Linked DNA regions of Homo sapiens: region 2 is linked to region 1. A link is an interaction called in ENCODE POLR2A ChIA-PET data of the cell type or tissue named here. Cell type or tissue: Caco-2. All regions are shown on one strand. Each heading gives the region's core, and the rest is flanking DNA. Links, peaks and the distances in the headings are about the cores only. Region 1 overlaps CARD10 (caspase recruitment domain family member 10). Region 2 has its middle 13 kb from the start of LGALS2.

What was found. Peaks named below come from ENCODE experiments on the same cell type or tissue, not always from the same donor. Only the 100,000 strongest peaks of a DNase experiment are listed, where the experiment ranks them.
Region 2: POLR2A ChIA-PET joins it to region 1 with 16 read pairs; 10 of 35 experiments call an interaction of 5 or more read pairs at or near these places.

The regions. Positions count from the first base shown.
Region 1 is chr22:37,511,384-37,514,290 of GRCh38, reverse strand. All of the region lies in intron 3 of CARD10 (caspase recruitment domain family member 10), which reads left to right. Among named protein-coding and RNA genes, the nearest start is that of CARD10, 6.6 kb to the left of the region's middle. RefSeq lists an enhancer at 1,840-2,353. In Caco-2, for the core only: no CTCF peak of the experiment used is centred there; DNase peaks (open chromatin) are centred at 1,580 and 1,960.
Region 2 is chr22:37,591,164-37,594,070 of GRCh38, reverse strand. No RefSeq gene overlaps it. Among named protein-coding and RNA genes, the nearest start is that of LGALS2, 13 kb to the right of the region's middle. In Caco-2, for the core only: a CTCF peak has its summit at 1,363 (motif pointing right); a DNase peak (open chromatin) is centred at 1,430.

The DNA.
Region 1 (2,907 bases), core at 132-2,631:
TGTGCTTTATAGATACCATCCTCAGTGCTTGCCATGCACAGACCCCTTTAATTTTCCAGCCACCCTACGCTGGGGTGGACAACACTATCTTCCCCATTTCTAGAGGAGGAAACTGAGGCACAGAGAAGTTGGTTAGAGCACTTTCCCAATGTCCTGGGATTGAAGGAATTTTTTTTTTTTTTTTTTTGAGATGGAGTCTTGCTTTGTTACCCAGGCTTGAGTGCAGTGGTGAGATCTTTGCTCACTGCAACCTCTGCCTCCCACGTTCAAGCGATTCTCCTGCCTCAGCCTCCTGAGTAGCTGGGATTACAGGTGTGTGCCACCATGCCTGGCTAATTTTTTTTTTGTATTTTTAGTAGAGATGGGGTTTCACCATGTTAGCCAGGCTGGTGTCAAACTCCTGACCTCAGGCGATCTGCCCGCCTCAGCCTCCCAAAGTGCTGGATTACAGGCATGAGCCACTGTGTTCAGCCGGATTGAAGGATTTCTGAGTTGGCTCTCAGCACTGCTGAGGGGCGGTGGCTGGCAGGTAGGAGTGCTCCCCTTTCTTTACCCAGAGGGCTTCCCCTTTTTTCTGAAACAGACATGGGGCTTGCTGTAGGGTTTTCTCAGAAGAAATAATTTACTGCTTAGAGAGGACGGCGTGAGGGCTGCAGGCTGGGGGTACTGGGAGGGGCTGCAGCCCTCACGGCTTGTCCCACCTTTGGGTTGGGTGTGATGCGATTGGGAGATGTCCTGCGTGTGTGGCCATCTGGGGGCTGCTGGGACAGGGGAGGGGGATGGAAAAGAGATGGTCGGAGGTGCCTCTGTAGTCTGCAGGTCATCTGCCTCTACGCAGAGTGGCTGCTTTTTCCTATTTTAGGGACCTAAGAAGTGAAATTGGCCAGGCGCAGTGGCTCATGCCTGTAATCCCAGCACTTTGGGAGGCTGAGGCGGGTGGATCATGAGGTCAGAAGATTGAGACCATCCCGGCTAACGTGGTGAAACCCCGTCTGTACTAAAAATACAAAAAATTAGCCGGGCGTGGTGGCATGCACCTGTGGTCTCAGGGACTCGGGAGGCTGAGGCAGGAGAATTGCTTGAACCCGGGAGGTGGAGGTTGCAGTGAGTCAAGATTGAGCCACTGCACTCCAGCTTGGGCGACACAGCGAGACTCTGTCTCAAAAAACAACAACAAAAAAAGAAGTGAAATTAAACTTAGCTACTATAAATTTACCTTAATTTATAATTTATGTTTGGAGCTTTTCTGCTCCAAAATTAACAAAGGTGTTGCAGATGGATCTGAACAGAGCACCTGATCGTGCCTGGCTTGGCGGCTTGCATCCCCACCTCCCATAGGCAGGTGTGTGGCGGCTGGGATTTAATACCCTGTTTTATAAGGTGCAAATTTAATGAGCTGTTATTTCTAAGCAACATAAACTGAAGGAACGAACGCTATAATTTTGTGCTCAGTGAGTTTGTACGCCGGGATTAAATGCATCCGTATTTCCTGTTGCTCGTCGGAGACTCCCAGGTGTCCTGTCCTCTGAGCTCATCAGGGAAGCCGGCTGGCCAGGGGTCAGGCAGGAGGCCCTGGTGTGTGGCTGCGGTTTGCTGAGAGGGTGTGACCACAGTTGTCCTTGTAACGAGCTGTCTTTCTCTGGCTGTTCACAAAGCATGTTTTGTGAGTGGAAAGGAATGCGGGAGTCATGAATTTCTTTCTGAGTCTCTTGCGGAGGAGGAGGAGTGGACTGTTAATTTGTAGAATTGCCTGACCCAGCCTCCAGACCCGTGTGTGTGTGTGTGTGTGTGTGTGTGTGTGTGTGTGTGTGTGTGTGTGTGTGTGGAGGGGGGGCTGCCATTCTAACCTCTCAAGGCTGGGGAACTAGCAAGTCACTTTCCAAGAGAGGCCAGGGGACTCCTAGGGCACCAAATATTGCATGCCTGACTGTAGCACCAGAAGTCATTGTGACCTTTTCCCAACAATGACTTCATTTTATGGCCTGCCACCTGCTGCCACTCTTGTCACTGTCTGGCCACCTCAGACCCCACATGCGTCACGCTTGGCTGAGTGCACTCATAGTCCAGCAAACTGGCCATGCACGTCTGCTCCCAGCTTGGTGGTCACACCACAGCTGCCCACCCCCCATACCAGGCCAACTTCTGGCTGCACACTCCGAACTGGTGATTGGTTAGGGGCATGGGATTTTGTTTGAAGCTGTGAAGACAGCCACGGTCACACTGTGGCAGCTCTGTAGCCCTTCATAGTTTAGAGGCCTCTGCCCACTTGCTGTCTTGTTTGATTCTTGCAACACCTTTGGGAGGCAAATGATGGGGCCAGGGGATTGACTGGGCCCATTTTACTGATGAGGAAACTGAGGCCCAGAGGAGGTAAGTGACTTGCTCAGGATGACAGAGCCTAGAAGTAGCAAAATTGAAACCTGAACCCTGGAACTGGAGCTCTTGAGGGAGATGAACCAACAGCCAAATCTTCTGGAGTGGAGGCTTTGTTAGGAATTCCTTTCAGGGTGGACCAGACCAAGTCTGAGTCTCTGAGAGTGTGTTGAGGTGAGATGTTGGCTTGTTGCGGGGAGCATCTGGTTCCCGGACTGGATGAGTCCCTCAACTCTCAAAACCATTGCCCTCTCCTCTCCCCTCACACCCCCCCCGTACAGATGAGATGATTGAGGCACAGAGAGGGGCCATGACTTGCCCAGGGTCACACTGAGCTAGAGACGGAGCTGGGGTCTGACCCTGTTTTTTTTTTTTTTCTCCTTCTTTCTTTCTTCTTTCTTCCTTCTTCCTTCTTTCCTCCTCCCACTCTGCCCTCCTCCCGCCTCCTCCTTCTCCTTCTCCTCCTCCTCCTTCTCCTTCTACCTCTTCCCCCTCCCTCCTCCTCCCCTCCTCCTCCTCACCCCCTTCTCCTTC
Region 2 (2,907 bases), core at 168-2,667, 80 kb before region 1:
TGCAGGTTTGCTCGTAAAAGTCAAAGACTAGAAACAACCTAAATGTCCACCAGTAGGTGACTGGCTGAAAATGTCGAAGGTGGAATACATCCCAGCCTTTAGAAAGAGAAAAGTGTTGGCCAGGCACGGTGGCTCATGCCTGTAATCCCAGCACTTTGGGAGGCCGAGGCAGGCGGATCATGAGGTCAGGAGATTGAGACCATCCTGTCTAACATGGTGAAACCCCGTCTCTACTAAAAATACAAAAAATTAGCTGGGCGTGGTGGCGGGCGCCTGTAGTCCCAGCTACTCGGGAGGCTGAGGCAGGAGAATGGTGTGAACCCGGGAGGCAGGGCTTGCAGTGAGCCAAGATTGCGCCGCTGCACTCCAGCCTGGGCGACAGAGCGAGACTCTGCTCAAAAAAAAAAAAAGAGAAATGTGTTTCACTGAGATGGAACAATTTCCAAGATATGCTGTTAAGGGAATAAAACCAAAGTACAGAACAGCCAGTATAGGCCAGGCATGGTGGCTCATGCCTGTAACCCTAGCACTTTGGGAGGCCAAGGCAGGAGGATCGCTTAAGCCCAGGGGTTCAAGACTAGCCTGGGCAACATGGCGATACCATGTCTCTACAAAAAATATAAAAATTAGCCGGATGTGGTGGCATGTACCTGTAGTCCCAACTACCTGGGGGGCTGAGGCAGGAGGATCATTTGAGCCTAAGGGGTTGAGGCTGCAGGGAGCCATGTTTGAGTCACTGCCACTGCTCTCCAGCCTGGGTGACAGAGTGAGATCCTGTCTGAGAAAAAAAAAAAAAGGGCCAGGCGCGGTGGCTCACACCTGCAATCCCAGCACTTTGAGAGGCCGAGGTGGGCGGATCATGAGGTCAGGAGATTGAGACCGTCCTGGCTAACATGGCGAAACCCTGTCTCTACTAAAAATACAAAAAATTAGCCGGCGGTGGTGGCACGCGCCTGTAGTCCTAGCTACTTGGGAGGCTGAGGCAGGAGAATTGTTTGAACCCGGGAGGCAGAGGTTGCAGTGAGCCGAGATCACACCACTGCACTCCAGCCTGGGTGACAGAGACTCCATCTCCAAAAAAAAAAAAAAAAAAAAAAAGACGCAGTCAGTGTCTGGCATGTTTTCATCTGCGTAGCACATAGAATATCCCTGGAAACAAGCATGAGAGAGATATTGGCTGTGGGGATTGAGAAAAGAGGGAGACTTGCTTTTCCCTGTAAAGCCCTTTTGAGCTGTGTGAAGTGTTTTAATCACATGCTTGTCTTAATTGTCATATTTTTAAGTAGAGGTTTAGCAATTGAAAAGCTGTTTTTCTTCCTAATTTATATTGTTCTCTTAGTGGCCAGCAGGGGGAGGTAAATGCTTTCTCTCTTCAAACATCTAAACCACCCCGTTGACAACCACCCTTCTTGAGACAGGAGAATGGCTTGAACCGGGAGGCGGAAGTTGCAGTGAGCTGAGATTGCACCACTGCACTCCAGCTCGGGTGATAGAGCAAGACTCCGTCCGGGGCGGGGAGCGCCTGGCCAATTTTAACCATCTTTAAATGTAGGATTCTGTGGCATTTATTACATTTATAACATTGTGCAACCATCACCACTATCTAGTCCCAAAACTTTTTTTATCACCCCAAACAGAAGCTCTATACCCATTAAACAGTAACTCCACTATTCTCCCATCCCCTCAGCCCCTGATAGCTTCTAATCTACTTTCTGTCTCTATAAATTGTCTATTGCAAATATTTCATATGAGTAGAATCATACAATATTTGTCCTTTTGTGTTTGGCTTCTTTCATTGAACATAATGTTTTCAAGTTTCATCCATGCTGTAGCATGCAGCATGTATCAGCACTTCATCCTTTTTCATAGCTAAATAATATTCCATTGTCTGCTGGGCACGGTGGCTCATGCTGTAGCAGGACGAGCCACAGACAAAACTCCTCAGACACCGAGTTAAAGAAGGCAGTGGTTTATTCGGCCAGGAGCATCAGGCAAGACTCCTGTCTGAAGAGCCGAGCTCCCTGAGTGAGCGATTCGTTTCCCTTTTAAGGGCTCACAACTCTAAGTGGGTCCGCATGAGAGAGTCGTGATGGATTGAGCAAGCAGAGGGTATGTGACTGGGGGCTGCATGCATCGATAATCAGAACGAAACAGAACAGGACAGGGATTTTTACAATGCCTTTCCATACAATGTCTGGAATCTATAGATAACATAACCAGTTAGGTCAGGGGTCGATCTTTAACTACCAGGCTTAGGTCAGGCAGGCCCAGGCCTGGTTTCAGGTCTGGTTCCTTGCTTTCGGGTCTGGTTCCTAGGCGCCAGGCTACCTGCCTTTAGTTTTGCTTCTCTTTCCTTTTCTGAGTATAAGACAATATAACACAATATGAGAGGATCTGTCTCTCTTCTCTCAATGCCTGTAATCCCAGCACTTTGCGAGGCTGATGTGGGTGGATCACAACGTCAGGAGTTCAAGACCTGCCTGGCCAAGATGATGAAACCCCGTCTCTACTAAAAATACAAAAATTAGCTGGGCATGGTGGCGGGTGTCTGTAATCCCAGCCACTTGGGTGGCTGAGGAAGAGAATTGCTTGAATCCGGGAGGCGGAGGTGGCAGTGAGCCGAGATCATGCCACTACACTCCAGCCTGGAAGACAGAGCAAGACTCCCTCTCAAAAAAAAAAAAAAATTCCACTGTTTGTATATACCACATTTTGTTTATCTATTCATCTTTTTTTTTTTTTTTTTTTGAGACAAGGTCTTTCTCTGTTGCCCAGGCTAGGGTGCGGTGGTGCAATCACAGCTCGCAGCCTTGGCCTCTGAAGCTTAAATGATTCTCCCACCTCAGCCTCTCAAGTAGCTGGAACTACAGGTGTGTGCCACCATACCTGGCTAATTAAAAAAAAATT